Linked DNA regions of Homo sapiens: regions 1 and 3 are each linked to region 2. The links are chromatin loops, found by intact Hi-C in ENCODE. Cell type or tissue: heart right ventricle. All regions are shown on one strand. Links, peaks and the distances in the headings refer to the core of each region. The heading gives the core; the rest is flanking DNA.

Region 1 (8,277 bases), core at 1,251-6,250, 130 kb before region 2:
AATGTACAAATAAGCTGGTGTCAGAAAGGAGATGATTCCTCATTTCCACCGCATTGAGCAAGCTCACATCGGCAGCAGACAGCCCTTAATATATGCGTCTGGCTCAGGCTGGTCTCCCAACCAGGAAGCCATCGAATTGTTAATATCACTGTTTTTTTTGCATGCAACACACATCATTTTCTCGCTCTTTGTTGTAGATCTCTCCTTTTTATTTTAAGCTTAGTATGATCTGATTTTCCAAATCATATCATAAAGCCCTAAAACAATATTATCCTGTGACAGCTGAGATAGAAATGCAGAAAAAGTGGCATCTGTCTATGCACATACAGCATAAAGTAGCCTACATAAGCAAAGTCACCCACTTAAATCTATATACACCTTTATGAAGTAAAAGAAAAGCTTTGTCAATGACGCTCTTGAAAGACTGTTCATATAGGAGGGTTACATAGAGAAGTTCCAATTGTGCAGGATTATCAGTAAAAAACATTTTATATGTTTATGGTGAAAATGAACAAACATGACTGCATTCTCAATTCAGTTTTGGTATATTTCTTTTATGAGACAGAAGTTAATATATAGTGTGGTTCATGAATATGATAACATTAAAAAATTTTCACGTTTGAATAACCTATATCTGATATCACTATAGCCAATAAACATCTACCCCTTACATTGTTTTGGAACTAACTTGATGGAACCTTTCACAGATATTATTTATGATCATGTTAAAACAGATGTTAGTAAACACATACTTGTATGTGATATTCTTTTTTACAAGAAGTACTTTCAGATCCATTGTGTGAACATTGCTATTAAATGTAATCAAGCTTCTGTGTACATGTAGACACACATACATAGATTTCTTTGTATTAAGAAACTTATGGTTTTAAAAAATACTCAATTCCAATGAGAATGAGGTCAAAAGAAATAAAAGATAAATACTACCAAAGCTCTTTACTGTTTATATTACCTCCTTTCATTTGGAGCTTTAAAACTTATATTTATACATATACATACACACACCTAAAATTTCAGAACTTCTAGATAAATGAAGTAGATGATATAAATAAAGAATCTGAATAGGTACAGTGTGCATACATGCTTAAACATATTCTGCATGCTTTATATAGATGTGTATGTTTATGATATTGTTATAGTAATTTTTAATAACTATGACTAATAGATGATTTGTATTCTGTAATATTTCAAGTAGGTATTATAAGAAATTTTTAAAAAGATGAACAAAGACTCCGTACAGTATTCTAAAATACATTCATAAATTTATTTTAACAATGCAGAAGACACATAATTTATGGCACCCATCTAAGGCAATAGTTAAAAGAATGAAGCCACTTTGTTGCTTCTATTAAGGAAAGTCTGTCATCTCCATTTTGAATCTTGATATTTGTAACATTATTGTAAAATTTTTAAATAGATTTAGCATACTGATTCTATCTCCAAGAAAGACATATCTGATGTGGCAATGGCTATTAAACTTTCAAATATGACATATTACTTATGGTTGGAATAGTTACCTCCGATAAAGCTAAAATTCTTATAAAACTAAAACTATGCAGTTCATATGCAGTTGCTAGTCAAAGCAGTTTGACTTCATAGGTGGCGTTTACTGTTTTATCTCACGTAGGCCCATGATATGTACACAGTAAACTGTAAAAAATTTTAAAAAGACATATTTTCCCAGATTATTGGTGAAACTTTCACTCTTGGACTCTCGTAACAAAATAATTGTTAGAATTGTTAAGACATATAAAGTATGTTGGTTGGATAGAAGACTCAGAAAAGCCCTGGCAATAAATACAAAGTATAAAACAGCATTCTTCTTAAATCGGTAGTAAAATCTAATAGGGTCAATAAAGAAGATTGTAAATCATGTTATTTCTAGGCCTCAAGCATGCTTATAGCTGTATATGACATAGTCTGAGCCATAGTTATATGGAGGCATACAGGATTTATTTAAGTAGCTAATGTATATATTTCAATGCATATGAAAAGTTATAAATATAATCCCCTCTCTTCATTAACTGAAGAGATATCCTCTTATACTAGCCACCTTAAAATGCACCAAAAGAAGCATTTTAAAACACTTATATTTTAATTTTGCTTCTTACACAGGTTTCTTATATTGCTTTTGTATGATCGTTATAATACAAACGCTATTTCAGTGCAACTGTGTAATCACTTTAGAGTACAGTTTCTGACAATAGTATTTTTGGGGATGGGTCATGGTGAAAACGTTGCTGATGATAAAGAAAAGCATTGTTCTTTTCTCCTAGGCAGAATCTATGTATGTTCTTTTGTTCTGGTGGTAACTGCAGACAATCAATAAGGTCCAAAGCTGCTGGTTCCCCTCCGCCTAGGTCCCAAGAGCCTGACTTGTGATGTTACTAAAATACCTCACAAGTTAGGGTCTCAGGGACTAGGAAAAGTCTGGTTTGATGCGGTAGAATTCTTCTTCCAGAAATAAGGATAGCTTAGAAATTACAGTTGGGTTCACTTAGACTTTTACCTCTAAATACTATTTAAAATACTTCAGTAGAAATATATATGATATATAAAAGTTAGGATGAGCTGAGTAATCACGACGACCATTTATAGACTAATTCCAGACCTTAAAATAATGAAGAATATGAGAAACAATGCAGACAATGAACAGTTAAGAGTCATTCCATTAGATCCAAAGAAAGAGACTAAACATGGGTTAAAATCTGCTTCTAGCAGATTTGTACAGCAACACCATAGCCTCTATTACATTAAAGAAGGATTATATGCCAGTTAATGGGACCCTAATTGAAATTTTGCTTCCCATTACACTGCTATACAGCACAACTGGTAAGGTGGGCCCAGGACATATAATACTTTAAATCGGATTTAAATATATACCGTTGCAGTTAAGAACAAAACAAAAACTTTTCTGCATGTCATAATTTAATACCTCTGAAGCTTGATTTTTCTCTTTGAATCTCCAAACTATTCAGACAGCAAATATTTCCACGCATACTCTGTAGTTATTTGAGCAATGCCACTTAATAAACATGTAATTTAAAATGCTGGCAACATCATAAAAAAACCATGATTCTATTTCTTGAATAATTACATTATAAAGCTCAATACTTTTAAAAATACACAACCCCAATCCTGTATATTCACTGAATTTCCTCCGATCTTTTAGCCTTGTTTGTGGTTCGAGAACAGAATTTGTACTTTAGGAATGATCCAAGGTTTAGTAGCATAGAACGCAGGGTAAAACAATCGGACCAGCCATAATGTAAAAGTCCTGGCCACAGAAGTGGAATCTGGCTCTTCTGAGGTGGTTGATCTTAAAAGGGAAAAGAGGAGGAAAAAAAAAAAAATGGAAAGAATTAGAATGTTTTCCTGTAGAACAGGTGAATCATCCATTTCCAAGTAAGCTGCAAGGAAAGCTATACTGCACAAAATATTTGGTAATTGGCCCCCCTCCTCCACCCTAGTACCACACCCCTTTCCAACCACCACCCCCCACCCCCTGTCCAGATCTTTACTCTGCCTTGTAAGACTTTAAATATTCTGCTCCATGATGTAATGCATCATTATATAAGATCTCTTTCTGTTTATCATTTGATTTCCCATACTGAATCACTTATGGCTTAAAATAAATAGTTAAAAAACAAAAACCAAAAAAACAAAAAAGCAGCACTCACAAAAAGCGAAAAAATAAAACAGCCCTTAGATCTAAGTCCATGCTTTTCCCTAAAACTGAATATGGCTTTACAATTTTTGACCATAGCATTCAACCAATTATCAGAATGAAAAATCTCACCCCTCCATAAAAATGACATTAACATAATTATACCACCCCCATCACGGAGACCCATCCTCCTTAGGGAATACATCTGATGCTCCAAAGATGGAAATCAGTCAGATTTTAGTTGCTCTCCAACGTACCTTTGCTTCTCACTGACTGACTGGCTTTTACCCTCCACGCACTCACACGCCACCCCCTCCCCTCGGCTAGACACGGATGCCCGAGCGAGCACGCGCGCGCACACAGGCATACAGATACACAGCGAGAGGCGAGGCAAAGCATCTGATGCTGACTCAGAGCGCTTCTGTGAGCAGGGGGTGGCAGCGGCTGGTATTTTCACTGCGCTCATCATTAACATTAACTCACAGTCTAGCATCCACCCTCTCCCAGACCTGCTGGACTGCAGCATTTGCATGACGCTGTCACTCTAGCCTTTGCAGGTCAGATGATGGAAGCAAAAAAAAAGAAAGAAAAGAAAAAAGCCCCAAGGCTGTCTCATAGGAAATGCCTTCATTTCTTCCAGGGTCTCCTCATTTTTCCACCTTTCTACTTCCTCTCTGGCTGTTTCTCAGTTGTTTGACATCTTTCCGGAAGAAAATGTCTTGTGCTTCATTGAGCCAGTCGTCAGTTGGTCCTCCCCTCACCTCACACTCCTGATCCCCACCCCTTTCCCCCGCTAATCAATAAGACGGATCTCCAAATGCAGTTGTGGAAACAGGCTCCGGCACAGTCTCATCCTGGATCCCCTACCTCAGGAAGCAGGCAGCCAGGCTCACACGTGATAGAGAGAAGTAATGCCAGCAATTCTTTAATAGCCCTAGATTGTATTCTATGCCTTCATTTTCCCCACCTTGGTCGAAGGAAGAGCAAAGGGGACTTTCCACTTCTACATGAAGCTCCCAAGCAGCCCAAAAGACACATGAGTGAGACCAATCTGTATAGATCAATCATTTCTATGTGATAATGAAAAAAACCCTATGATTTTAATAAAAGTAATTGCTTAATATTTTTATTAGCTGTGCTCTCATTTCACAGGAATTGTAAGACCTGCCAGGATCTGAGTCATCAATATGATTTAAACTGTGTTGAAATCCTAAGTTGCTTAATAAAATCAACCAACAGAGATATTAGTATATTTTATTTTTTTTTTTAATTTAAGAACTTTTAAAATAATAACAAATAGCTGTGTGGGAGTGGATATGTAAAAGTCTTTGAGATTGAGAAATGTTTGCAGCCTATAAATATGAACAATTGACTATATACGTTTAAATAAAATATGGATTCTTGTACATATGTGGAGACAACCTACTATATGCGTTATTACAAAAGGAAGTAAAACATTTGGCTGAACACAAATGTGTTTGTGCTACAGTGTTTCGCAACACAAAAGGCAATATATAGGTATTTACTCAGTTCCTTTGTTCTTCAATTGCTCCCTTTAATGACAGAGTGTGGTAAAGTCCCTACCTTTCCTTTCTACATAAACAGCATTTTTGAATTACTTGCCAGACAGAGCTAGCCATCAGTGACTCGGCAGCATACAAGAAATACATACAAAGGGAAGCAAAGTACGGCAATTCTCAAGCCAACTCTAATGCTGTCTGGTGCTGTAGAAATTTCAGTTTACTCACACAGACAGATCCCAGCATGCAGTGCGGCACTGCAGGCTCAACTAAGGTAGCAGATTGGCAACAGATCTGTGGCAACAAACAAGAAGGACAACCATTCGCAGAGGTTCCAAAGAAAACATCACACAACCTATAAAGAGATAGAAGCATCGGTAGTAGGGTATGTATCTCTAAGATCAGTTCCTACAGGCTCCTGATTTGAAAGCAAAAGGAAAAAGAAACCTCTCAAACGCAAGAATAAAAATAGAAAAAGAAGTTGGCACCAGAAGGAAACAGAATTAAGAATATACTCTCATGAGAGAGAAAAGCAAGAAGGAAAATAATAACAGGGAAGAAGAAAGGGAAACACAGAAATGGGAAGAGGGAAGGGAAGAATGAAAAAGGAGAGAAAGAAACAGGTAGCAAAGAATCCCTAAGCATTGAAGCAACAATAAAATATGAAATTAAGTTTCTGACATGGAAGAATAGGAGTAGTATTCAACAAGCTTAGAATCTAATGAAAAACTAAAGCAAAAATTAACTCATGTGCAGCATAGCTTAAAATACTTGTCATTAACGTTGAGACACCTGCTGACTTCTTCCTGTTCTATGTGGATTAAATAAATTGGTCATCTCTTAATCTCTCTTTGCTCAGACCCACCTTTTTTTTTTTTTCTTTTTTAGTTCTCTGGCATCTGTGTCCTTTATGCTATTTATTTTTCTAGACAGTTGCCCACAATACTTTGGATAAATTAATGTCATGACCTCGCTATGGCTATCAGACATAAAATGTTGACTATTTTAATAATTGAACATGTGCTTACAGCAACTGCCTACTGATATTCCAGCTCTGTGGACTCCACATGAACACTGCACTCCTAGCTCTGTGAATCAGAAACAACAAATGCAAATACAACTTTTTTTTCCCCTAATCCATGCTATCTCTCTATTACATACAGAGATATACACACACACAGGCCTTAACTTTACAGAAGGCATAACAATGTTAACTGAGGAATTTAGAAAATCAAGAGGAATAAATACTCGCCAAAAAATTCATACTTAGAACTGAATGGCCATGCATTTAAAATATTTATATCCAGATAGAGGTTAGCCAGATCCGAGTGCACAGGCTTCTGGTAGGACTTCCGTTAAGGCCAATGGGAATGCAGACTTGATTAAATCAATATTTATTTGAAAGAAGATGTTGCAATCAATTAGTCCAATTACCACTGTCATATATACAGGTTTAAGGTCTCTTCTAATTCTTAACATCTTATCATCAATACAAAAGCATCCCTAAATCAGAGTTTATACTTTGACTATGGCTAAAATATTTACAAAGTAAAATTTTGATGCTGTTTTACATTTAATTTAAGTAGTATAATGCAAGTATTGCCTTGCTAGATCAACTATTTTTGTGATTTTGGAGATTTGTTCTGTTAACTTTCTAAAAAATAAGTAAGATAGATATGAATTTAATGTCAAAAAATATTTTCAGTTAAAGGAAGTAATAACTGACTACTCTGAAATACTTTAATACAACCTGCCTTCTACCTGACTACTAAGGCAGGAATCTTTTATTTCTTATAAACGCCATTTGAAATCAGTGCTAAGAAGGGGATCATATTTAAATTATTTAGTGAGATTTGGAGTAAGAAGGATAGAAGACAAAAGACAAAAAATCAACTACAGTTCAAATTTTGACTCAAAATTCATGGATGTGCAGAATTTATTGTTTATTACTTGCATTTTTTCTTTGTTTTACTTAACCTGCATTCTCCAATAAGCTGTGACCAGCCACGTGTAGCTATTTAAATTTAAATTAAAGTGAAAATTCATTTTTTTTTCTGTTGCCCTAGCCATATTTCAAATGTGTAGAAGGGCACATGGTGGTGGATACCATTTTGAACAGCCTGGATATAAAACATTTCCAACCCTGCAGAAAGTTTTATAGGAGACTGTTGACTTAAATTTTCCTTGTGAAAAGTTTTATAGCATAATTGATTATGGGATCTCAATATTTTCTTTCAAGTCTCTTTTAAGAGAATGAAACTATGTTGATTTATTTGAAGATCTAAAATAGAATTTCTTTTGACTGAAGAGTATCTATTATTTTTATTTACTAATAGTCTGGAAATATGCATGATTACTTAAGGAAAAAGGGTATATAGATACTAACTTTGAAATAGTTGATAACAATACTATCAGAAGACACAAAAAAACTACTCAAGCTAAAGTCTCCGAATAAATATGAGGTGTTTACTTGTCTAACTTTTCCAGAAATGACAGTCATTCTCTTTTTAGAGCCAAACAACACATATTACATATTTCTGCTTTCAATAAAGAAGTGATGTAATAGTAGTGTGAGTAGCAAAAATTCAAAAAAAAAAAAGTCTTTTCTAAAAATCCAGTTAAAATAAGGAGCAATCAGCAGTTAGGAGCATACAAAACTGTTTTTTTGTTTTTTTTTTTTGTTTTTTTTTTAGGAGACAAGGAAGAGTAATTAAAGGACAAGGGAGACAAAAATCAGATTCTTGTGGACTAGGATGAACTGGTTGGGAATTTTCTTTTTTTCTGTTTTTGTTTTTCAGATGGAAAGTTGCTCTGTCGCCCAGGCTGGAGTGCAATGGCACGATCTGGCTCACTGCAACCTCAGCTTCCCGGGTTCAAGTGATTCTCCTGCCTCAGCCTCGTGAGTAGCTGGGATTACAGGAGCATGCCACCATGACTGTCTAATTTTTGTATTTTTAGTTGAGACGGGGGTTTCACCATGTTGGCCAGGCTGGTCTCGAACTCCTGACCTTGTGGTCTGCCCACCTCGTCCTCCCAAAGTGCTGGGATTACAGGCATGAGCCACCACTCCCA
Region 2 (8,277 bases), core at 1,333-6,332:
GGTTCCTCAAATTGTCTATATATGTGCAAGCATGTACACACATACACATTATATTGATTTGATATATATATGTCTCAAATACATATATATTTGAATGTATATATGTATATGTATTTGATATACTTGAACATATATGTATATGTATATATACATTCAAGTGTATACACACATACACACACACGCACATTCATTTCATAAACATTGCCAAAATCTTACTTTGACTTCTGCATGGGTTACAGGATAGAAAAGTGGAATTTGTGAATCTACTCAAGAGCATTTGAACATCACAAAAATTTGCCATTATATTGATGAATTAATATATAATATTTCAGTCTCCACATCCCCTCCAAAGGTTGAAATATACAGATATCATGAGAGAGCACATAATCCCCAAATCTTGTCTTTATCACTTGCTTAGTACATGTATACTTTCTTATTATGTATTGACTAAATTATTATAAGAATCAGTTTGCACTCAAACACTAAGAAGCAAACTAGAGATAAATACACGGCCAAAAAAAAAGCCTTCTTGAAATGAAGTTGAGAGCTTATATAAGCCAGTCAAATGCAAATATCTTGTTTGTATATAGAGATATGAATATGTAAATACATAGGTATACTTTTTGTTTTAAAAGAATATGTAAATACATAGGTATACTTTTTGTTTTAAGACGAATTACATATATACAGGTTATATAATTACTACACATTGAATTCACTACTACTAACATTTTTATATTCCGAAAAAAAATGAAAATGAAAGTATTGCAAAATGGACCTCCTAAGAGGAGTCTTCAGTGGTTTTTAGGTTCAAGTCCTCACTTTAGAAACAAAGAAACCGAGGTCCAGAGAGTTTAACTGACTTTCATTTGAAACCTGAAATATAAGTCTATTTTTGCATTCCATTTCTAATAACTAAGAAGTCCGTCTGGCGATTCTTTAAATAGTAGTGTTATTTACGGCATCCACTTCATTCAAAGTGGTGTCCTTCATCTGCCTGGCAACTCATTTTCCAGAGTCATAAGGTTTCACCAATGCTAACCCCTGTCTGCAGTTTTTCCTCTGTTCCTGTGCCCATTCTTCAAAGGCTTGCTCAAATGCTACTCCTTCTTAATGATGTCTTCTTTGGTCCTCCCTGCTGGAAGCGATCTTTACCTCTTCTGATCCACTAGAGCAATTATCACATTCTGCCTTGTAATTCTACATGGCTTAGTAGAAGTGAATGGATGAGCTCTGAAGTTAAGCAGACAGGAGTTCAAATTTTGGTTTTGCTGCACACATGCAAATAAAATTTGGACATGTCTGTCAGCTTCTCTGAGCCACAGTTAAGTATAATTATAATTATCTTGCCTATATTTGTTTTTATCCTTGCTTTAACATGGTAACAAAACATATTAACTGGATAGATAAGTTTTAAATAAATGTCATACATTTAAAAAATATTTACTATCTTCAACGTACTGAACACTGAACTAGACTTTCCTAACACTTGAAAGTCACGTGGTCATTTTGTAACTGTATTTCCTATATCCCCAATCAGAACATTCACATCTTAAAAACAGGGACTACAGATATTATCATATAGTATGTATCACATAGCATCATGGTGCTATGGTGTGTATTTACAAAGTAGTGAAAACCTAAATGAATGAAAAATTATATTTATTATTATTGTTATTGGAAGATGGGTTGGCAAGTTGTCAGATAAAGCACTGTAAATTGTTTAATAGCTCATGCTACACAAGAATAAACTATTTTTATTACCAATGTTTATCTAAAAATGAGAAATAGACTTGTTCTCAAGATGTAATGAATGTATATCTTTTCACCAAGAAATATACATTTGATTCACTAATATATTGCATATGAAATTTTATTAAGTGACGTTAAGCTTTATTAAAGTTTCTACATGAATTGTCACAATATAAATACATCTGAGTTCTCTGCAAAAAATTGCTCAAAGAGAGAAATATGATTTCTACTGTTAAATATATCTATGATTTATTCTTCTCATATCATCAATCATAATTCCTTCAATACCCAAAGCCATCTAGTAACTATAGATAAATTACAAATGTCTGACACAGCTTGGCATAATGCTTTGCATACTTAAATGCTTCAACGCTCAAACCCTACAATTGTAAAGCAGTACAGTCAACATAAGCAGATTCATCTTTATGATGGGTTTTATTTTCTAAAAGGGTTAAATCTCAAAGAAGCCTTTGTTTTGTGACAAGTGTGATGTGAGGACCCTCAAAACTCTGATCTATCATTGCTCCTGTTTTTCCAGTTTCTTTCCTGGCATCATTTTTTAAGTACTTGCGATCCACGTTGGATTAACAAAAAAAAGACATTTGAGGTCGAGAGCTGTGGAGGTTGAGGGTGGGAGGGAGAAGGCTATTTTGAATCTTGTGACAGTGAGGTTTCGTTCACTAAGGAGCTCTCTGTGGGTTTCTGGCATTGTAAGTGTTTTGTCTGCTTGCAAGCGAGCAGCTGATGGATGGGGAAAATGTTCATTGATTTGTAGTGCCTGCACTGCAGCCAACCAGCACTAGAATGAGGAGGCACCATCATGAATCTCTCAACTATGCATATTTATATGCAGCTGCTGTACTTCTAAACCTCTAGTGAATACAAAGTACTTGTGTGGCCACCAGTTCACACAATGCCTTCCTGCCGCATGCTCTGATTTAACTACTGTATGAAAGAATAGACTTGGGGGGCTCGGTGGGTTATAGAAAGGAGAGGTAAGCACGGAGAGAGAAAAGACCTTTGCACAATTCCTTTTTCTTGGATAGTCAAGAGAATGAAATGAATGTGGGAACAAGTAGGGAACATTCTAATAAATGCTTTCCGTGCTTGAATTTCAAGTTCTGAAATTGATTAATGGAAACTAAATCCTTTTAAAGATGGTGTTTTCAGTGAGCAAGGCTTTGGGACTACATGATAATGATGTGGTTAAAATATGCTGGCACCACTGAAATCATCCCAGCACTGAGCAGTGTGCATGAGAAACTTCCTCCCCTGGGTAAACCACATCTTCAGTATAGAGAAATAGATGAGATGCTATACTTGGGTGAAGGGAGAAATAAAGAATCTTTAATAGCGTTGGGAAGAAAAATTAAGTAAAGTGCAGAATATGAGGTTGTTAAAAAAAAAGATGAAAGAGAACTCCATTTAGAATGGAAATGGGGCAGGAGGGGAAGTTTAGAAGCATAAAAGCTATAGGGCGAGGTTTGAGAGCTGGAAGCTAAGAAAAAATAAAGGGGTGCTGTGAGCAGGAAAATGAAATTAAAGGAATAAAAGAAACAAGGCAAAAGAATGATCAATGTGAGAATTCTTTCTTTCATATAACATAATCTTTACTTGAAATATAAAGACATATATTTAGAATTATAGATCCTAAATAGTTCTGTAAAAATGACTCAATTTTATTAGATTATAAAATTTAAAGCACAATAAATTTCTAAGGTTGGAGATTTTTAGATTTGATTAGTAGAGTTCCTTTTCCCAGCACTTAGAGAGAAAAAATTAAAGAGAGGAGAGGGGAATGGGGGGAAACTGAAAATAATATAGAGCTAATGCCTACTAGGAAATTATTCTCATTCATAAAGTCCTGAAGGCCAAATTCAGGCAAATGCTATGGACAATAATAGTCCCACAGGGCATCGTAGAGAAGCTCATTTTATTATAAGATTAGGCTCAGCTCCAAAATAAGCTATATCAAAGCAACATGAAATAAAAAGTCAAATTCAATACCTGGGTACAGTTTGATTTCATTATCAAAAAGAAGCTTTATGCCTTTCCATGTAGAGTTAAAACACTAATTCAGACCAAACTGCAGTTGCTCTTTTGACTAGAATATAAAATGGCCTTCATCCACATAATTCTCTCAGAGTCTTCTAGGCATATCTCCCAAAGGTGTAGGGATGATGGACTGAAACTTGAAAGTTATAATGCCAGAGCATAGTCAATGTTGGTATTATATTCTAGTCACTTAGCCATTGTTAAACATGTCCAGATTTTAGAAGCAATACATAAAACCTCAAAACTGATCAGGAGTTTCTTCTGGCACAGAAATTCTTACCTTTCAATAGAGTAATATTAGTCTCTGGGCTAGCAATGTACTCCACCCAGTGGTATGTCAGAGTAAAAGTGTCTTTTATAAAGGCTAACCCTGACCTAATTTCCTTCTATTTTTCAGCCCCAGAATTACAAAATGTTAGATAAACACATAAAGTGTAGCATGAATTTTCCTCTCCTAATGAAAAAATAGGAGTGATACATTCCCTTTTGTGAGAAGATCATGCCTTCCAATTTTTAATTAAAAATAAGTAAACGCTTTGGTACTGTGTTCATATATGAATTATAAATGAGTTAATCAACCTTCAAGTGTATACCCACACACACACATACACACACATATATACACACATGCATTGTTAAAAGTGAGCTTCTGAAGTCATATAAGAATGCACTGACTTACTATCATTTGAACTGAGAGCAGAGAAGTGCCATTTTCCTGAGAGTTTTTAATTATTTCCATAGAGATACCAAACCCCAGTGATTAAAAAAAAAAAAAAAAAAAAAAAAAAAAAACCAAAAAGAAAGAAAGGAAAACCAGAGCACCTATGACTTGAATGCATGGAGAATGGACTCCTCAGGTTTACAATAATACCTATGTAGAGGCTTAACAAGAATATCTTGTCCCAATTCTGTTGAAGTATCCAAAATCATTTCTTTATGCCCTTGCCCTAGATGGTAGAGCATACAGTAAATACAATGGAATTTTTCTTTTGTGATTTATCATTGTGATAATCAATGATCATTAGATGTCGAAGATACTGTGATTTGGGTAAACAATGTTCTGAGACTAGGTCTCCCCTGGGAAATTACATTGGAAAATTCTGGTTGTCATTTGCTTCTTATAAAGAATGAGCCAAAATAAAAACTGAATTACGATTTGGTTTTCTAATGCAATTTGGAATTTTTCCCTATTAAACATGAAAGCACATAAAAGGCGATGTTTCCATTTAATAGTATAGGAAAATGCAGAAAACAAATGCTTCAGGCTATATGGCTAGCGTTTGAAGAAACAATGAGATAATGTCAATGAGATAAAAACTATATGGTGGGTAACAAGCCTGGACTAGGTGACAAGACAACTTACTATTCTTATTCTAGATCTGTCATTAAACAATTACTTGACCTTAGGCAAGTCACGAAACTTCTGAACCAAAATTTCATCACATATGAAAACATATACCCCTCAAACTAGGTTATTTCCATTGCCAAGGAGAAAGAGGTTTAATAACTTCTAACTTTGTTAACATAATGAACCTTTTGAGAATCTAAAAAAGCTGATGAAATCCATGAACACCTTGCCTATGAAAATGTTCACATCCATAGACAGAAAGTGATTTGCATACAATTTTAGGGTTCTGTGAATGCCTTGAAACCTATTTATAGACCATACACTTCATGTAAAAAAACTTGGATAATCAATTATATACTTGTATATCTCAACCAATATATGAAATCATTTATTTCTGTCCTCAAGTCTCAAGCAGAGTATATAGCAGAGTTGGTACTCAATACAGTTAGAGCATATACAATTTTTTTAGTTATTTTAAAGTCAAAGCTATGAGTTAGAGACTTTAACATCATCCTCTCAATAACTTGAGTTCAAATGAAAAATAGAAACTAGGAACCACATTAATATTGACTCAACTCAGTGGATATTTACACTTTCCCACAGTTCAATTAGACAAAAAGAGAACATTGGAGAAGGTACTCATACATATACAAATGTAGAGAAGGTGGCATCTTTACTCAATTTTATAGTCATCTCTTTAGCTTTTATGCGATGTATTTGCTGCGCAATTTTGTCATCGAAAATGTAATTATTCCATCATCACTTCATGGAATGCAAAAATTTTTTCTTATAAAACATTTTCAATGAAAGGCAACATAAAATGCTTACAGTCATTGTTCACTAAGTACTTCTGCCATGGTTTGCATATGACAGCATCTGTAATATCATGTTTTCCAATCTCATCATACCATTGTGACTCTCATCAAATACACAGTCCTGTTCATTATAGCAATGTAGAAAACGAGGTACAATCAAAGCCCATTACCAAGTTGCTCCCAATTACACTGGACTCAGTGATAGAGTCCAAAGATGTCCCTGTTTAGAGTAATTTTCTTACTATTATCCAGAAAGACCAAAGAATTGACTCTACCCTGCCATATTACAGCACAATTACATTGCATGATCAAAGCAGATTTTCAAAAACTTAGCTTAACAAAGAAAGGAAGTCATTATTAGAAATAAATTTAAATTATGTAGAAGTTTAACCTTGGATGTTACCTAATTTTTTGAAACTGGTTTCTGCATGTGAAAAATGTCTAAGATAATACTAGTTTTGGTTTTTCAATCCCATCATCATCAATCTAAAGTATACAGCAACATGCCTGGCCACAAGTAAATATGGAATACGTGGTAACTGATATATTACTATTCTCAAAATTATGATTACAATCACACAACTAATTATGATCATAGCAGGACTTAGGCACCCCCAAATTTTCTTTTCCCTCCACAGTAAAATAAAAAACCCTGAAACTCTCTCTAATAGACACTGCTTATTGTAAATCTAGAACATCAACTAACCAACCTAATGTTTCAAAAATAATTATACATGACCAAATTTAGTTCCAGTATTGCTTAAAATTGTATTTAGTGTGTTCCTGCCTACAATGTTTGTTTCTAAAAGAAACAATGTAACAGTCACTATCGCTTGCCCTTTGCACTAAGTACAGCTCAAAATAGTTTCTTAAATTAAAAGACTGCTGAAATGTGTATAATATATTATAACTACAGTATCTGGTGTCTTTGAACAAGGATCTGGTAACAACAACCTTGACTCAGATCTTTGTGAAAATCAGTTTACTAGTTGTAACTACTGAGCAAGGTACCAGGACATTTTTGACACATTCAAAACCCTGAAATGAATGCAGTTGTGTTGTATATGTCCTTATAAGGCATCTGTTGAATAGCAAAACACCTGTACTTTAATTGATATTTAAATATTTATAGAAATGTATGATTACTTCTTAAGTGAAAAATTTTTTGATCCTCCTTTAGTCTTATTTATAGTAAAGAATTATAACAAAATAATGGTCAGACATTTCATATCATTCCAAATTACAGAAAGAGCTTGTAATTCTTCCTTTCATTAACATTAATATCTGTTATGTATAACTTTGTTTGTTTTTTTTAATCTTCTAAATCAAAGTAGAAACTGACAAGATTTGCTTTACTTTCAGTGGATTAAGATACTTTCGTTGCATAGAGCAATTTTGCTGATAATTCTTCTATAGAGTTGCTTCTCTCTTCTCTGAAAGATACAGGAATATTAGCAGAGGATTTGGGAGATGGGAACATTACTAGGGGACATAAAATGACTTGGTGATAAACTCCAACTGTGTCCTACTCCAGAGCAATAGTAACGTGGTCATTTTCCAAATTAGTCTAATTTTCCTGACTTTTGCTTTGTCCCCAATAGCATAAGGTGAGGAGTTCTGAAAAAATTACAAAAGAGGCTCTACGTTTATAAACATTATGAAAGAAAATCAAGGGTCATATATCTATCTAAATTGAAGATTAGTTTTGTAGAGAAATCCTGGCCTGAAAAATTAAGACAGATTTGAACTTCTTTTTCAGACTCTAGTTATCTCAGAGATTCACACTGATAGCTTGAGGAAGAAGACCATTCTCTAACACTCTTCTGATTTCATCCCTGGAAAAATGAACACTGGTACTTTATGGCTCCCATACCAGCTACACCAAAATAAATCTGTAGAAATAAATGCCAATGTGCAATGTACAGATAGTATCAGTCTTAAAGGATATATAAATAACCTCTGAATTATTACACTGCATCTTCAATATTCCAGCTTCACAACAAAAGTACCAGCCCAATGTAATATAGACAGTGAAATTACCCATTCTTTTCCTTTGTGTTCTGTGGATAATTATAGATATGAGGTGCTTTCATTAGTCCATTTGTTCAGTTATTTGATGAGACCTCAGCCTAACAATTGTATAACCTAGGCTCAGTTGAAACAACAGCTTTAGCAAAACTAAAAACTCAAAGACTTTTCAGAATCTTGCTCTACCTTATATTAAGAAGTGAGATTAGTAGTTTGAAAGTCTTGGGAAACCTCCAAAACATTAGAGCAAGGCTTCTAACTAATATTTTTGATGCTTGA
Region 3 (8,277 bases), core at 1,251-6,250, 590 kb before region 2:
GTGAGCCAGGAGCCAAGCAAGGCCCAGGCAGGGGCACCACTCTCTGAGAGAGACCCGGAGCAATCTTCAAGGAAATTCAAAAGGGAAACAATTGGTAGATTGGTAAGGTGACAAGGAAAAAGAAAGGATGAAGGGAGAGAGGTAAGGAACAATCTGCATAGCACAGAGAAGACCTGAAGGAAGAGAGAAAAGTTAAGATGTATGGCATAAGTGGGAGAAAAAAGTGATTTAAACTCTTTCACAATCTTGACATCTCTACATCCCAGAAGATTTAGAATAGAAAAGCAACCGTGGGAACTTCTGAGTTAAGCAATTTCTTTCCTGAAAGAATTTACCAATCTTGCAAATCAGAAGATCAGGATTGTTTGAAATCATCATTATTATTATTTTTGGCAATGTGGGATCCTACTACGAGTTGTTTATGTTTTATAAATACTATTTCCAATCTGACAGGTTTTGACTACTTCTATTTAGTCAAAACTACATTGTTAAAACATTGTGAACCTCTATAAGGGATTCGAAATAAAATTATTTGTCATTTCAATGAGGATTTTAGTACTGGTTGTGCATTATTAAATATGCAACGTTAACATCTGAATTTAAACTTCTGAATTAAGACTAATGCTTTGTTTCAAAGCAATGTAATAATGCAACATTCATACTCTCCTGGCTGGAAATTGGTAAAATATTAATACACTTAGTAAATTTTACCTTTGAAAAGCCATTCCTTTTACTATGGCTTAGATATGGTTTGTTTGTTCCTTCCAAATCTCTTTTTGAAATTTGATCCCCAATGGGATACAATTTGGAGGTGGGGCCTAATGGGAGGTGTTTGTATCATACAGCCAGATCCCTTATGAATAGATTAATGTGTTCCCACAGGGCTAAGTGAGTTCTTTCTCTATTAGTTCTCTTGCGAATTGGTTGATAGAAAGAACCAGCACCTCCTTCCTTCTCTTCTTTCCTCCCTTGTCACATGATCTTTACACCCTTCACCTTCCATTATGACTAGAAGCAGCTCGAGGCCCCCACCAGATGCTGTGGCCCAGTACTTAACCTTCCAGCCATCCAGAATTGCGAGCCAAATAAACTTTTCATCTTTATAAATTACCCAGCCTCAAGTATTCCTTTATAGCAACAAAAAATGGAATAAGATGCCTTTCTTTACAGCATTGCTAATTCGATGGGAACAAAAAATTGGGTAAGAAAAAGTTTTAAATACTAAGACAATTTTCATCAAAAGCCACAAAGCACTTTAAAAGTACCCACTGCACTAAGAACACCCATTATACTAATTAGAGATTATTTAAATTTATTTTTCAAATAGTTATGTAAGGGTCTTACTGGGTCCTCTGTTAGCCCAATTGAATTAGTGAATATATAAAAATAGGCAATATTTGCTACCCTTTGAGTAGGTCATTGTGGCAAGTACTGTTAGTTGCTTATCCAATATATACTTTCCTCTTCTTATGTGAACAAATCCTGGATTTTATATGATGCAACAATATCTTCAGGTGTATATTCTCTTTTCCAGCTTCCTTTGCAGCTAGGTTTGACCATGTGACATTTATAGTTCTAATGGTTTGAATGGTTATATGTAACCAATAAAATCAAAGTGAATGTTTCCTAGGGATTCTGGGAAAGCTTTATCTTTCTTGATGAAAGGACAGAGTGTCTAGTACTGCTTTTCACATTTCTTCTACATTATAATATTGATGCAATATCTGAAGTTGTAGCATGAACTGGAGCTTGCAACCATGCAGTAACAAACATGAAGATGAAAGTCAGCACTGTTATAATGGTGGAGTGAGAGAATGGAAAGATATGAGGTCCTGATGGCATCTCAGAACAGTCAAACTAATGCTAGAAAATGCCAATCTTTTGACTTCTCGTTTTTTGAGAAAAAATAATTCTGTTTGGCCGGGTGCAGTGGCTTACAATGTAATCCCAGCATTTTGGGAGGCTGAGGTGGGTGGATCATGAGGTCAGGAGATGGAGACCATCCTGGCTAACACGGTGAAACCCTGTCTCTACTAAAAATACAAAAAATTAGCCGGGTATGGTGGCGGGTGCCTGTAGTCCCAGCTACTTGGGAGGCTGAGGCAGGAGAATGGCGTGAACCCAGGAGGTGGAGCTTGCAGTGAGCCGAGATCTCGCCACTGCACTCCAGCCTGGGCGACAGAGGGAGACTCTTCTCAAGAAAAAACAAAAAAACAAAAAAAAAAAAAGAAAAAGAAAAATTAATTCTGTTTGTTAAAATCACTCTTAGGCATTTTGTCACTTGTAGTCAAAATCCACCCATAAGTGGAAAAATAACGAAAAATGAGGAAAGAAAAGGCAAAACAGTAAAAGAAAAGATAGAAAAGATATGACTGTGAGACAGAAAAGTAGCAGGAGGTTCTCTTGAAAGAAAAATAAAGGGTAAATTTAAAAAGAAATTTAATAGTCAACTTGAAAATGAATACAATTTTTATTCTTAACCATCTGCATTCATCTGTGTGCCATAATTTATTCAAATGTTTTTAAATGCCTGTGAAATAACAGTTAACACTGTTTTATAAAGATGTGGTCATTTAATTTTGGGAAGAAGGTGGTGAAGCTTGGAGGAGTAAACACAATCTGAATTAGTGAATGTGAATTTCCACGGGATAGGTCTGTTCACTCTGTGGACATTCTCTTCTGGGTTTTCTGAGACAAAACACATTTTTTTTCCAACTTGTCAAAGTGGATTGTAAGCATAAAAAGAAAAATAATTAAATTGTATTTATTTGTTGATGGACATTAGTTTTTATGCTTACAACATTTATAATTTTTTTAAATGGCAAGATACATATTCATGTTTGAAAAGGCATGAACATCATCAATCTTGTCAATTTCTTTCAGAAAAAATAAATTTTCTTCTAATACTTTCTTCCCCATACATCCCTCTCCTTCACCACCCAGAGAAACGTACTCTGAAAACTCTTTCACTTGATCATAGCCAAAAAGGCTAAGTAATTGAAAACTCTTGCAATGAATATATATATAATATTAATTTATTGCCAAAACACAGATATTTATCTTTTTAAATGTACTCATCCTCTCACTACTCAGAGGAATTCACTATTAATATTTTACTTACAGTTCTTTCAATTGTGTATCTATTTGACTGTTCTCATCCTCACCAAATTGTATCCTACAGATATGTCATAGGGTTTATTATAACTTTGAATCGTGATTATGTGCTTAGAGAAGTATATTTCCACAGACTAAGTGGCGTTTTTTTGGGAAACATTGTATTGAAGAGCCCATCACACCCCAGCAAATAAGTAGAAGGGAGAGGGAGATATATAGGGATGAATGTTAAATGCAGAAGCCATGAATAATTGAAAGTTGCTGATAGTAAACAAGGTTAGAAGTCACTAATCTAGAATAGGGCTTGCAAACTGATAGCTTTTTGGCCACATCTGGCCTGCAGATGTTTTTAGTTTGGTTCACAGAACGTTATATTTAAAAATGGAGTTAGGGGCCAACATTGATAAATGGATAGATTTCAATACAAAACCTGAACTGACATTTTGGAGAATCCAGAAGAATTGGCAAATCAAGGACCACAGTCCTACTTGGAAAATATTGGCTGGAGCCAGCAGTGGATACTCAGTGACATGGGTTATGTGTTCTCTGGTCTCTTCACTGCTTCACATCCAATCTGGGTTTGAATTTACAAACACTAGAGGGCAGTCTAAATGGTGATTTCTTCATAATTTATTAATGATTGTTTTTTGAAAGCATACCTCTCACTGAACCCACAACTACATAGGACAGAGCAGGGATCACAGTTTTTCTTCTTTTTGATCTTCTTGACTTGTTGACTTATATTACAGATTCTCTTAATTACTTGATGATTGGCTATAATCTTTGATAGATAGAAAATTTTAGTTTAAAATATTTTAGCATAGAATGTGGTAAATTGAAAATGTATTTTAAAATATCATATTTCCTAAAGAATAACGTAACAGCAGTAGTAAGTTACAGCTTCCATCAAGTTTTCATATGCATTAATTGAACCACTGAGAGGCCATTGGTTTGATTTCAGAAATGAAAAATGAAACGATTTTCATTTAAACAAAAACTCCAGTGTTTTATATTCAACCTGCCAGAAGAACAGGTCTTTCTTTCACACTAGTCCTATATGGATGGTAGGGGTAAAGAGGAAGACAGAAGTGCTATTAAATTCGTAATTTGTAAGCAATATAGCAGTGGTGACCTTTGTATCAAATGCTACATCTAGTTCTTTTGAGATGAAGATCATATTCCTGAGTAAATAAAACTATTCATCAGAATGAACTATAGAGTTTAAGTACTGCTTTATAACATCCAAACAAAGGAGGAATACAGGATATAAGACAAAGAATGCCCTATGGAGCCTTAGAAATTAAAAAACAATCTCATAGGAATAACGGTTTTTAAAATCCACATATGGATAATGATTTGGAATAGTTGGAAACTTTCTCATGTCTTATGGCCCTCTCGGTACCTTCTAAAGTTTCATGCCCTCATAGTGGAGAAAGAGAGAACTAAGGGCAAAAGGGATTTCCTTTGCATTCAAATCACCCATTTTAAATGCATACAATATGTTTTCCATTTCCCATTTTGTGAAATCTGCTTTTTTCAGCTGTCTTTTTCTTTTAAGGAGAAAACTAAAGGGGCTCTCTTTGGGACCACTGACCTTGACTTATCAGTTATCTAGGTTTCTGCTGAGTACCATTTGTTTCTCACTCATACCAGATAAAGCATTAGAGTTTAATGGGGACAGGAAGATACGGGTTGAGGGGGGGCAGGAGATAAGAGAGCTCGCAAGAGCCATTTTTAGGTGGTAGAATGGAGCTGGATGTTATGTCTTCTTGGGACAACATGTCACTCAGAAATGACACGTTGCTTCCTTCTTACGTGCTAACAGAGGTTTGAATCTAAAGGCCAGGCCTTCAGGAATTCGTTGATTTATCCAAGGCACTTTGCCAAATGTAATGGCTTTCACCCAATCAACCTTAGCAGGTCTGTATTCCTCAAGCACAAGTTATTGTAAAGAAGCAAAACAGACAATGCAGCCTAACAGTCAAGGATTTTAAACAAAATACCTAAAAATATTTGTTAAAATATAGTGGGGAATTTATTATTTTCAAATTAGTTTTATATAGATATATATCTTAGAGGAAAATATCATAAGCAAGATTTCAAGAAATACACTTTGTAGGTATGGATTGATTTCTTTATGCTTTTTCCAGCATTTTAAGTTAATATTAATTTCCTCTCCACAAAGTTTATTTCCAAAGCTAAATGATTACAGTTTTAAGTCACCCTCAACTTTTGTTGTTTAGAAGACTTTAGCTTCATACAATCAGGCATCTTCACCAACATATGGACAACCGAAAGCAAGCTGAGTACTTTTTCAAGCAAAAACATAACGAGGAAAGAGGTCACAATTAGTCTCTCAGCCCACACCATTTTAATAAGCCAGCTACACCGTTTGGATATTTAAGCGATACATTTGTTATTCAGTTAGCTTTATGAGACAGACAAGACTTTAACTTCTTCATCAGTAAACCCTAGCTATGTCTATCCTCCTGCCCTGTGGTAAGATTCCAAACGTCAACAATAATTGTTTCTTAAAAAAATCAGGACAAAATCAGGACATAAAATCATCAGATGAGATCATAGATGTAGTCTCTCATTCCAGCTTCACTGATAGTTATGAGATACCAGTTGGAATAGAGGAGAGGTTGAGGAGTGGGGAACAGGAGAGAGAGAGAGAGAGAGAGAGAGAGATTTACTGGAAGGGAATTGATAATCAAGTCCACCACTAGGGTTTGAAGTCCTCCAGGTAAATATTTTTGGGAGGCACCTGTCTAGATAATGATTTGGAATGGTTGACAACTTTCTTATGTCTTATGGCCCTCTCTGTGGAGGGCCATAAGTTTCATGCCCTCATAGTGGAGAAAGAGAGAACTAAGGGCAATTTGATTACAAATTTATTAAAAAATGTATGGTTCCACATGAAGAATAGTGATTTGTTAATGATGATTTAAAATAGAAGTAGGGAAGGGTACTTATTTTTTAAAAATATTGTTCCTTCAGTGCACATGAAGTTTTGTTACAGGGTTGAGGCACTAACTCTTTAGCTTCAGGTCTAGGATCCATCTCTTCCTGTTCTTCATTGTCAAATGCATCATTCTTGAATAACCTCATTTCTTCCTCCATGAGGAAAAGAAAGCAATGCTGATGTAGAGAGGACAGAGATCAGTCTGTTCTGAAGAACTTAAAGACTTAATTAACCTGACCTCAAATACATACCGTTATTGTCATGAATTAATCAAAAAGAAATTTTAAGCACTGTTGAAAGAGATTAACATTGACCAAGGTTTATGTCCGTTCATCAGCCCTTTAACATTAGAGCTTTATTATCAAGACTACTTTTCTTAAGTCCATGCAAACCAGGCCCCTTCCCTGGTCTGAGATTAACAAAGTTTTATGCCTTTGTGTGTCATTTTCACATTTTCTAAGCCCTTCTCCCATATCTGAGAATTCAGTGCATTTTATGTGAAGCATCTGAGTCTGAACTGAGCCCCAGTTCTCTTCCGGGGGGACACTTTTCAATATTCTACTCAGTGGGTGAGGTTGACCAGATGTCACAAGGAGCTCTGAGCTCTGTTCCTATGGAGTTGTCCCTGATCCCCATTCCAGGTCCTAGTTCCAGGAGCCCAGACTGGCAAGAAGATCATGCTCACTGGCCAGAGTGATGGGTTTTTTGTTGGTGGTGGTGGTGGTCTATTTGTTTGCATGGTTGCATAAGACTGGACAGCTGTGTTAGTGTTTACACACTGAATTTGAGTGACCCTCATGCACATTGTGGACTGCAGGAAGACTTTAAGGCTGTGGGCCGCCCATGCTCATTACCACCCCTTAGGCTTAAGCAACAGTGTGGGCTAACACAATGGCTCACGAACATATCTGTTCCGACAATAGTGCGGTCTCCAGTCTCTCGCACTCATACACAGAGGTAACAAGCAGGCATCATTTACTCTGTGCAGACCGACCACTGACATTCACAGCGGTTACCCCAATCCTTCTGAGCCTCCATGCTGCATGTCAGGTAATCCTCCAGAAATGGCCTCAGCTCCTGTCTCCTTCTACGTCCTCTGAGGACTTTAAGACTATTTTCTCCTTAACACTAATGCTTCACTGATGTCATACTCTCCTGGGTTGGTCTTAACACATGGTTGACAACGGACAGATATTCTTTGTACAAAATGAGGTCATTCTTATCACCCCACATAGAGACTTGTCTATCCTTTCTGCTTTTGGCAATATGTAGAAGTGAGCGGGTGAAAATATGTTGATATGTGACTGCAATATTGAATTCCAAATGGCAAATATAACATGACCAGAAAGCAAATTACCATTTAGTTTCTTGCATCCTCTGGGTAAGACTTGCACTTATGGTCATCATCAACAAAGCATAGTAGAACTTTTGAGAGAGACAATGAGTGCGGATATTTATCGGCAGCATGATGGATGATATAGCACCATGAGTAATGATATAATCAGCAGTAAGTAAGTAGTTTAAGCATGTTCTTACTTATCAGTGGGAGCTAAACATTGAGTACACATGGACACAGAGAAGGGAACAACAAACAACGGAGCCTACTTCAGGGTAAAGTGTAGGAGGGGGGTGAGGACCAAAAAACTACCTATCAGGCACTACGTCTATTAGCTAGGTAGTGAAATAATCTGTGCACCAAACCTCCGTGACATACAATTTGCCTATATAAAAAACCTGCACATGTACCCCTAAACCCTAAAATAAAAGTTAAAGACAAATAATAAAAAATAAAAGTAACGTAAAGATATTGCTTCAGTACAAACAGGTTCCAAAGAACAGTAACATCATGAGTAATAATAGCATTAACAGTTAATGTGTTAAAGGGATTAGCAAGCTCTGTCCCCTCTACATCAAGTGACCACAGCTACTGCTACTCAGTGAAGATTTCTCACCAGTATTGAAACATAACAAGGGACAAAAGTCCTCCCAGAAGCTGATATCTCCCCTTTATCCCAAGAATGTAGTACTAAAAACATGGTTGGATATGATGGCAAAATTGTGAACTTAGAAGACAATTTCTGCCAGCATTTCTCTCCTATTGAGGCTTCCCTTTCATAATCTCATTAGATTTCGCTTCTTTTCCTCATTCTCCTGCTCCCTTTATTCCTCTTCCCAGTACCTGAGTGATATATATTTGC

Evidence for each region. Peaks named below come from ENCODE experiments on the same cell type or tissue, not always from the same donor. Only the 100,000 strongest peaks of a DNase experiment are listed, where the experiment ranks them.
Region 1: a loop joins it to region 2, with 1.9 times the contacts of the local background. A loop is called at or near these places in 6 of 110 quality-filtered maps.
Region 3: it touches region 2 in a loop (5-fold over the local background); 6 of 110 quality-filtered maps call a loop at or near these places.

What each region holds. Positions count from the first base shown.
Region 1 is chr21:16,584,413-16,592,689 of GRCh38, reverse strand. All of the region lies in intron 6 of MIR99AHG (mir-99a-let-7c cluster host gene), which reads right to left. MIR125B2 (microRNA 125b-2) reads right to left here and starts at 2,453; the gene lies at 2,365-2,453. RefSeq lists an enhancer at 4,969-5,663. In heart right ventricle, for the core only: no CTCF peak of the experiment used is centred there; DNase peaks (open chromatin) are centred at 4,079, 4,554 and 5,446; H3K4me3 peaks cover 2,227 bases; H3K27ac peaks cover 2,185 bases.
Region 2 is chr21:16,450,427-16,458,703 of GRCh38, reverse strand. All of the region lies in intron 5 of MIR99AHG (mir-99a-let-7c cluster host gene), which reads right to left. Among named protein-coding and RNA genes, the nearest start is that of MIR99A, 85 kb to the left of the region's middle. In heart right ventricle, for the core only: a CTCF peak has its summit at 4,137; no DNase peak of the experiment used is centred there; H3K27ac peaks cover 1,423 bases.
Region 3 is chr21:17,040,863-17,049,139 of GRCh38, reverse strand. No RefSeq gene overlaps it. Among named protein-coding and RNA genes, the nearest start is that of LINC01549, 390 kb to the left of the region's middle. In heart right ventricle, for the core only: a CTCF peak has its summit at 3,703 (motif pointing right); no DNase peak of the experiment used is centred there.